Linked DNA regions of Homo sapiens: region 2 is linked to region 1. Evidence: chromatin contacts called from ENCODE Hi-C data. All regions are on one chromosome and are shown on one strand. Each heading gives the region's core, a stretch centred on a gene start or an enhancer-like site at or near the end of the contact. The rest is flanking DNA. Distances are from core to core; before and after follow the strand shown.

Region 1 (4,736 bases), core at 222-2,721:
TGTCTGAATTCGAAATGTATGGGTGTGAGAAATTCAGCTCGGGGAAGAGATTAGGGACTGGGGGAGACAGGTGGCTGCCTGTACTATAAGGAACCGCCAACGCCAGCATCTGTAGTCCAAGCAGGGCTGCTCTGTAAAGGCTTAGCAATTTTTTCTGTAGGCTTGCTGCACACGGTCTCTGGCTTTTCCCATCTGTAAAATGGGTGAATGCATCCGTACCTCAGCTACCTCCGTGAGGTGCTTCTCCAGTTCGGGCTTAATTCCTCATCGTCAAGAGTTTTCAGGTTTCAGAGCCAGCCTGCAATCGGTAAAACATGTCCCAACGCGGTCGCGAGTGGTTCCATCTCGCTGTCTGGCCCACAGCGTGGAGAAGCCTTGCCCAGGCCTGAAACTTCTCTTTGCAGTTCCAGAAAGCAGGCGACTGGGACGGAAGGCTCTTTGCTAACCTTTTACAGCGGAGCCCTGCTTGGACTACAGATGCCAGCGTTGCCCCTGCCCCAAGGCGTGTGGTGATCACAAAGACGACACTGAAAATACTTACTATCATCCGGCTCCCCTGCTAATAAATGGAGGGGTGTTTAACTACAGGCACGACCCTGCCCTTGTGCTAGCGCGGTTACCGTGCGGAAATAACTCGTCCCTGTACCCACACCATCCTCAACCTAAAGGAGAGTTGTGAATTCTTTCAAAACACTCTTCTGGAGTCCGTCCCCTCCCTCCTTGCCCGCCCTCTACCCCTCAAGTCCCTGCCCCCAGCTGGGGGCGCTACCGGCTGCCGTCGGAGCTGCAGCCACGGCCATCTCCTAGACGCGCGAGTAGAGCACCAAGATAGTGGGGACTTTGTGCCTGGGCATCGTTTACATTTGGGGCGCCAAATGCCCACGTGTTGATGAAACCAGTGAGATGGGAACAGGCGGCGGGAAACCAGACAGAGGAAGAGCTAGGGAGGAGACCCCAGCCCCGGATCCTGGGTCGCCAGGGTTTTCCGCGCGCATCCCAAAAGGTGCGGCTGCGTGGGGCATCAGGTTAGTTTGTTAGACTCTGCAGAGTCTCCAAACCATCCCATCCCCCAACCTGACTCTGTGGTGGCCGTATTTTTTACAGAAATTTGACCACGTTCCCTTTCTCCCTTGGTCCCAAGCGCGCTCAGCCCTCCCTCCATCCCCCTTGAGCCGCCCTTCTCCTCCCCCTCGCCTCCTCGGGTCCCTCCTCCAGTCCCTCCCCAAGAATCTCCCGGCCACGGGCGCCCATTGGTTGTGCGCAGGGAGGAGGCGTGTGCCCGGCCTGGCGAGTTTCATTGAGCGGAATTAGCCCGGATGACATCAGCTTCCCAGCCCCCCGGCGGGCCCAGCTCATTGGCGAGGCAGCCCCTCCAGGACACGCACATTGTTCCCCGCCCCCGCCCCCGCCACCGCTGCCGCCGTCGCCGCTGCCACCGGGCTATAAAAACCGGCCGAGCCCCTAAAGGTGCGGATGCTTATTATAGATCGACGCGACACCAGCGCCCGGTGCCAGGTTCTCCCCTGAGGCTTTTCGGAGCGAGCTCCTCAAATCGCATCCAGAGTAAGTGTCCCCGCCCCACAGCAGCCGCAGCCTAGATCCCAGGGACAGACTCTCCTCAACTCGGCTGTGACCCAGAATGCTCCGATACAGGGGGTCTGGATCCCTACTCTGCGGGCCATTTCTCCAGAGCGACTTTGCTCTTCTGTCCTCCCCACACTCACCGCTGCATCTCCCTCACCAAAAGCGAGAAGTCGGAGCGACAACAGCTCTTTCTGCCCAAGCCCCAGTCAGCTGGTGAGCTCCCCGTGGTCTCCAGATGCAGCACATGGACTCTGGGCCCCGCGCCGGCTCTGGGTGCATGTGCGTGTGCGTGTGTTTGCTGCGTGGTGTCGATGGAGATAAGGTGGATCCGTTTGAGGAACCAAATCATTAGTTCTCTATCTAGATCTCCATTCTCCCCAAAGAAAGGCCCTCACTTCCCACTCGTTTATTCCAGCCCGGGGGCTCAGTTTTCCCACACCTAACTGAAAGCCCGAAGCCTCTAGAATGCCACCCGCACCCCGAGGGTCACCAACGCTCCCTGAAATAACCTGTTGCATGAGAGCAGAGGGGAGATAGAGAGAGCTTAATTATAGGTACCCGCGTGCAGCTAAAAGGAGGGCCAGAGATAGTAGCGAGGGGGACGAGGAGCCACGGGCCACCTGTGCCGGGACCCCGCGCTGTGGTACTGCGGTGCAGGCGGGAGCAGCTTTTCTGTCTCTCACTGACTCACTCTCTCTCTCTCTCCCTCTCTCTCTCTCTCATTCTCTCTCTTTTCTCCTCCTCTCCTGGAAGTTTTCGGGTCCGAGGGAAGGAGGACCCTGCGAAAGCTGCGACGACTATCTTCCCCTGGGGCCATGGACTCGGACGCCAGCCTGGTGTCCAGCCGCCCGTCGTCGCCAGAGCCCGATGACCTTTTTCTGCCGGCCCGGAGTAAGGGCAGCAGCGGCAGCGCCTTCACTGGGGGCACCGTGTCCTCGTCCACCCCGAGTGACTGCCCGCCGGAGCTGAGCGCCGAGCTGCGCGGCGCTATGGGCTCTGCGGGCGCGCATCCTGGGGACAAGCTAGGAGGCAGTGGCTTCAAGTCATCCTCGTCCAGCACCTCGTCGTCTACGTCGTCGGCGGCTGCGTCGTCCACCAAGAAGGACAAGAAGCAAATGACAGAGCCGGAGCTGCAGCAGCTGCGTCTCAAGATCAACAGCCGCGAGCGCAAGCGCATGCACGACCTCAACATCGCCATGGATGGCCTCCGCGAGGTCATGCCGTACGCACACGGCCCTTCGGTGCGCAAGCTTTCCAAGATCGCCACGCTGCTGCTGGCGCGCAACTACATCCTCATGCTCACCAACTCGCTGGAGGAGATGAAGCGACTGGTGAGCGAGATCTACGGGGGCCACCACGCTGGCTTCCACCCGTCGGCCTGCGGCGGCCTGGCGCACTCCGCGCCCCTGCCCGCCGCCACCGCGCACCCGGCAGCAGCAGCGCACGCCGCACATCACCCCGCGGTGCACCACCCCATCCTGCCGCCCGCCGCCGCAGCGGCTGCTGCCGCCGCTGCAGCCGCGGCTGTGTCCAGCGCCTCTCTGCCCGGATCCGGGCTGCCGTCGGTCGGCTCCATCCGTCCACCGCACGGCCTACTCAAGTCTCCGTCTGCTGCCGCGGCCGCCCCGCTGGGGGGCGGGGGCGGCGGCAGTGGGGCGAGCGGGGGCTTCCAGCACTGGGGCGGCATGCCCTGCCCCTGCAGCATGTGCCAGGTGCCGCCGCCGCACCACCACGTGTCGGCTATGGGCGCCGGCAGCCTGCCGCGCCTCACCTCCGACGCCAAGTGAGCCGACTGGCGCCGGCGCGTTCTGGCGACAGGGGAGCCAGGGGCCGCGGGGAAGCGAGGACTGGCCTGCGCTGGGCTCGGGAGCTCTGTCGCGAGGAGGGGCGCAGGACCATGGACTGGGGGTGGGGCATGGTGGGGATTCCAGCATCTGCGAACCCAAGCAATGGGGGCGCCCACAGAGCAGTGGGGAGTGAGGGGATGTTCTCTCCGGGACCTGATCGAGCGCTGTCTGGCTTTAACCTGAGCTGGTCCAGTAGACATCGTTTTATGAAAAGGTACCGCTGTGTGCATTCCTCACTAGAACTCATCCGACCCCCGACCCCCACCTCCGGGAAAAGATTCTAAAAACTTCTTTCCCTGAGAGCGTGGCCTGACTTGCAGACTCGGCTTGGGCAGCACTTCGGGGGGGGAGGGGGTGTTATGGGAGGGGGACACATTGGGGCCTTGCTCCTCTTCCTCCTTTCTTGGCGGGTGGGAGACTCCGGGTAGCCGCACTGCAGAAGCAACAGCCCGACCGCGCCCTCCAGGGTCGTCCCTGGCCCAAGGCCAGGGGCCACAAGTTAGTTGGAAGCCGGCGTTCGGTATCAGAAGCGCTGATGGTCATATCCAATCTCAATATCTGGGTCAATCCACACCCTCTTAGAACTGTGGCCGTTCCTCCCTGTCTCTCGTTGATTTGGGAGAATATGGTTTTCTAATAAATCTGTGGATGTTCCTTCTTCAACAGTATGAGCAAGTTTATAGACATTCAGAGTAGAACCACTTGTGGATTGGAATAACCCAAAACTGCCGATTTCAGGGGCGGGTGCATTGTAGTTATTATTTTAAAATAGAAACTACCCCACCGACTCATCTTTCCTTCTCTAAGCACAAAGTGATTTGGTTATTTTGGTACCTGAGAACGTAACAGAATTAAAAGGCAGTTGCTGTGGAAACAGTTTGGGTTATTTGGGGGTTCTGTTGGCTTTTTAAAATTTTCTTTTTTGGATGTGTAAATTTATCAATGATGAGGTAAGTGCGCAATGCTAAGCTGTTTGCTCACGTGACTGCCAGCCCCATCGGAGTCTAAGCCGGCTTTCCTCTATTTTGGTTTATTTTTGCCACGTTTAACACAAATGGTAAACTCCTCCACGTGCTTCCTGCGTTCCGTGCAAGCCGCCTCGGCGCTGCCTGCGTTGCAAACTGGGCTTTGTAGCGTCTGCCGTGTAACACCCTTCCTCTGATCGCACCGCCCCTCGCAGAGAGTGTATCATCTGTTTTATTTTTGTAAAAACAAAGTGCTAAATAATATTTATTACTTGTTTGGTTGCAAAAACGGAATAAATGACTGAGTGTTGAGATTTTAAATAAAATTTAAAGTAAAGTC
Region 2 (4,161 bases), core at 112-2,611, 3.7 Mb after region 1:
CAGGGGAGGGAAGCGGATACTCAGTCGCTGTCCGACGGCGAGTTTTCGGAGCAGCAGGCTCATGATCCCGGGCCAGTGGCGAGAGCAGTGACACCGAGAACCCAAATCTCCGCGCCCCCATCCGCGGCCCGGTGTCCTCCCGGCCCCTGCTGACCTCCAGGTCACGCACCCCACTGCTCCACGGCTCTGCAGCCTGTGGCACACGGCCGAGAGTCCCCACATGATCTCGACGCCAAGGTAAGGAATTGCCCTGCGTCCTCTGAGCCTGTCTCTGGCCTGGGGGGCCGGGAAAGCTGCACTCCTGGAAGAGGTGGGGTTATGTGACCGCCGCTGCAGGGGTGCGCGGAGGACTCCTGGGCCGCACACCCATTTCCAGGCTGCGGGAGCCGGACAGGGGAGGGCAGAGGGGGGACAAAAGGACTCTTTAGGTCCAAAATGACCCTGAAGGAGAGTCCAGAATGCCCAGTGGCCGCGTCTGCAACGGAGTCTTCTTTCTCCAATTGCCTTCTGCCCCATCACCATGGGCCCCACCTGCGCCACCTGCGCCCACCCTGTGACCCTGGCTCAGCGACCTTGGCCCTTAATCGCCCAACGCCGATTCCTCAAAATTCCGGCTGCGCTGAATCGGGCTGCTTTTGCCGCCGCCCCGGCAGTTGGGCCCTGTTTCCGCCGGCGCCCTGGGAGAGGCCTCACCACTCGGCTGGGCTCCCTGGCCCCTCCCTTCCCCTGGCCTGAGCGCCCCTGCGGCCTCCCGCTCCTCCTGAGAAGGCGACAATCTCTTTGCACCTTAGTGTTTCGAGGACAGAAAGGGCAGAAGGGTCACTTCGGAGCCACTCGCGCCGTTTTCACGTGTGTGTGTAATGGGGGGAGGGGGGCTCCCGGCTTTCCCCTTTTCAGCTCTTGGACCTGCAACACCGGGAGGGCGAGGACGCGGGACCAGCGCACCCTCGGAAGGCTCGATCCTCCCCGGCAGGGCGCCTGGCCAACGAGTCGCGCCGCCTCCTCTCGGCCGCGCCTGCTGGTGACCTTCCCGAGAGCCACAGGGGCGGCCTCGGCACCCCTCCTTCCCTCGCCCTCCCTGCCGCCCATCCTAGCTCCGGGGTCCGGCGACCGGCGCTCAGGAGCGGGTCCCCGCGGCGCGCCGTGTGCACTCACCGCGACTTCCCCGAACCCGGGAGCGCGCGGGTCTCTCCCGGGAGAGTCCCTGGAGGCAGCGACGCGGAGGCGCGCCTGTGACTCCAGGGCCGCGGCGGGGTCGGAGGCAAGATTCGCCGCCCCCGCCCCCGCCGCGGTCCCTCCCCCCTCCCGCTCCCCCCTCCGGGACCCAGGCGGCCAGTGCTCCGCCCGAAGGCGGGTCTGCCATAAACAAACGCGGCTCGGCCGCACGTGGACAGCGGAGGTGCTGCGCCTAGCCACACATCGCGGGCTCCGGCGCTGCGTCTCCAGGCACAGGGAGCCGCCAGGAAGGGCAGGAGAGCGCGCCCGGGCCAGGGCCCGGCCCCAGCCGCCTGCGACTCGCTCCCCTCCGCTGGGCTCCCGCTCCATGGCTCCGCGGCCACCGCCGCCCCTGTCGCCCTCCGGTCCGGAGGGGCCTTGCCGCAGCCGGTTCGAGCACTCGACGAAGGAGTAAGCAGCGCCTCCGCCTCCGCGCCGGCCGCCCCCACCCCCCAGGAAGGCCGAGGCAGGAGAGGCAGGAGGGAGGAAACAGGAGCGAGCAGGAACGGGGCTCCGGTTGCTGCAGGACGGTCCAGCCCGGAGGAGGCTGCGCTCCGGGCAGCGGCGGGCGGCGCCGCCGGGTTGCTCGGAGCTCAGGCCCGGCGGCTGCGGGGAGGCGTCTCGGAACCCCGGGAGGCCCCCCGCACCTGCCCGCGGCCCACTCCGCGGACTCACCTGGCTCCCGGCTCCCCCTTCCCCATCCCCGCCGCCGCAGCCCGAGCGGGGCTCCGCGGGCCTGGAGCACGGCCGGGTCTAATATGCCCGGAGCCGAGGCGCGATGAAGGAGAAGTCCAAGAATGCGGCCAAGACCAGGAGGGAGAAGGAAAATGGCGAGTTTTACGAGCTTGCCAAGCTGCTCCCGCTGCCGTCGGCCATCACTTCGCAGCTGGACAAAGCGTCCATCATCCGCCTCACCACGAGCTACCTGAAGATGCGCGCCGTCTTCCCCGAAGGTGAGGCCTCAGGTGGGCGGCCGGGGACGCTGGGGAGCCCGGCGGCCCCGGCCCAGGCGGGAAGCGCAAGCCAGCCCGCCCAGAGGGGTTGCCGCGGCCTGGCGTCCAGAGCTGGGGCGTCTGAGGGAGGTTGCGTGAGGGTCTTCGGCTTCGGCGCTGGCTTGGGGCGAGGGGCCAGGGCCTTGGCGGCCCAGGCGACCAAACCCTCTCCTGGTCCAGGGCTGGGTGAGGGCGAATTACGAATTGTTCCAGGGGCAGGCAGTCCCCCAGCCCGCACGGCCAGCGAGTTCTTTCTGGTTTTGTTCTTTCTCCCTTTCCTCCTTCCTTCCTTCGCCAGTGCATTCTGGTTTGGTTTGGATTTTTTTCTCTCTTTCTTTCCTTTCTTTCTTTCTTTCTCTTTCTTTTTCTTTCTTTCTTCCTCTTTCTTTCATTCTCCCCTTCCTTCCTTCCTTGGCCCCCTCTCTCCCTCCCTCCTTCCTTCCTTCCTTTGCCAATGCATTGGTTTGTTTTCTTTCCTTTTCTGCTTTCCTTCCTTTCTTTGGAAGTTCACTCTGGTTTTGCTTTCTTTCTTTCCCCATCCCTTCCTTTCTTTATCCCTCCTTCCCTTCCTCCTTTTCTTTCTACGATTCCCTTTATTTTTCCTTCATTCCTCCCTCTTTTTGTCTCTTCTGGAGGAGGTGAAGGAGGGTCAGCTTCAGGCGCTGCGAGTCAGCGGGGATCACGGTGAGGCCCAAGCACTGCAGGCTGAGGCCACAGAGCGAACACTTGTGCTGAGCCGGGCCCTCTCGTGAGGCTGGGGTGCGGGAAGTCCGGGCAGGAGAGACCCGCCCCCGCCGTTGCTGAGCTGAGACCCGGCTGAAAGAGAGGGGTCCGATTAATTCGAAAATGGCAGACAGAGCTGAGCGCTGCCGTTCTTTTCAGGATTGAAAATGTGCCAGTGGGCCAGGGGCGCTGGGACCCGCGGTGCGGAAGACTCGGAACAGGAAGAAATAGTGGCGCGCTGGGTGGGCTGCCCCGCCGCCCACGCCGGTTGCCGCTGGTGACAGTGGCTGCCCGGCCAGGCACCTCCGAGCAGCAGGTCTGAGCGTTTTTGGCGTCCCAAGCGTTCCGGGCCGCGTCTTCCAGAGCCTCTGCTCCCAGCGGGGTCGCTGCGGCCTGGCCCGAAGGATTTGACTCTTTGCTGGGAGGCGCGCTGCTCAGGGTTCTGGTGGGTCCTCTGGGCCCAGGAGCTGGGAGGGCTGCGCCGGCCTCTGGAGCCCCGGGAGCCAGTGCCGAGGTAGGGAGACAACTTCCGCCGCAGGGCGCCGGACGGTCGGGGCAGAGCAGGCGACAGGTGTCCCTAGGCCGCAGGGCGCTTCCATAGCGCCATCCCCACCAGGCACTCTACTCGAAATCGGAAAGCTCGACCTTTTGCGTTCGCCTCTGCCAAGCCTGTTATTTGTGCTGGCCGCTGGGTCTGGAGCTGCGCTTCTCGGCCCCTCCCCGGTGGAGCGCAGAGGGCTGGTCTGCAAGCGCGGCCTCCAGCCCCGCGGCTCCCCGGCCCAGGAGCCAGGCGCGGGCTGACCCGGGAGCACCCGGCAGCGGAGGGGGCTGGAAGCGGACCCTAGGCCTCTCCTGTGCCACCCGGCCCTACCGCGCGGCCGCGGGGCGCTCTCCTCTCGGGCGCAGCGGTCCTTCAGCCCAGGGCAGGTTCCTCCCTTTCCTACTCGGAACGTGGCAAAGATACCCCAGTCCCAGCCCCTCCAGCTGAGAGCTGTTGCCCAAGGTCGTCGCTACTTGTCCGCTCAATGGTGACCCCTTGGCAGAGAACTAGGGATGATTCCACTCCGGTTGATGTTTTAGGGGAAATTAAAAGAACATTCGGTTTTCTGAGTCTCCTTCCGGGGAGGCGTGGTGGTAACTGGTTTGCTGGGAAGAGCCGTTCCTTAACCGCATGCAACAAAGCAGGTGTGGAATCCGGACGAGAGGGCACTCACTGCCTTCTGCCCCCTTT

Evidence for each region. A loop is a pair of places that touch in the nucleus more often than their neighbours do. Pooled maps may share reads with other maps.
Region 2: a loop to region 1 is called in a map of naive thymus-derived CD4-positive, alpha-beta T cell, with 16 times the contacts of the local background. The contact joins the promoter of SIM2 here to the promoter of OLIG2 in region 1. A Hi-C loop is called at or near these places in 1 of 168 maps with a recorded cell type or tissue (naive thymus-derived CD4-positive, alpha-beta T cell), 16 of 37 single-sample maps with no recorded cell type and 9 of 50 pooled maps.

The regions. Positions count from the first base shown.
Region 1 is chr21:33,024,464-33,029,199 of GRCh38, forward strand. OLIG2 (oligodendrocyte transcription factor 2) reads left to right here and starts at 1,472. Exons shown (of 2, transcript NM_005806.4): 1 at 1,472-1,563; 2 at 2,338-4,722. The coding sequence starts at 2,400. The coding sequence ends at 3,371. RefSeq lists an enhancer at 1,301-2,203.
Region 2 is chr21:36,697,754-36,701,914 of GRCh38, forward strand. SIM2 (SIM bHLH transcription factor 2) reads left to right here and starts at 1,362. Exons shown (of 11, transcript NM_005069.6): 1 at 1,362-2,168. The coding sequence starts at 1,994. It overlaps LOC105369308 (a long non-coding RNA gene), which reads right to left and starts at 1,238. Exons shown (of 3, transcript NR_188246.1): 1 at 1,156-1,238. It overlaps LOC107985492 (a long non-coding RNA gene), which reads left to right and starts at 2,763. Exons shown (of 4, transcript XR_001755029.1): 1 at 2,763-4,161. RefSeq lists enhancers at 2,589-3,182, 3,183-3,775.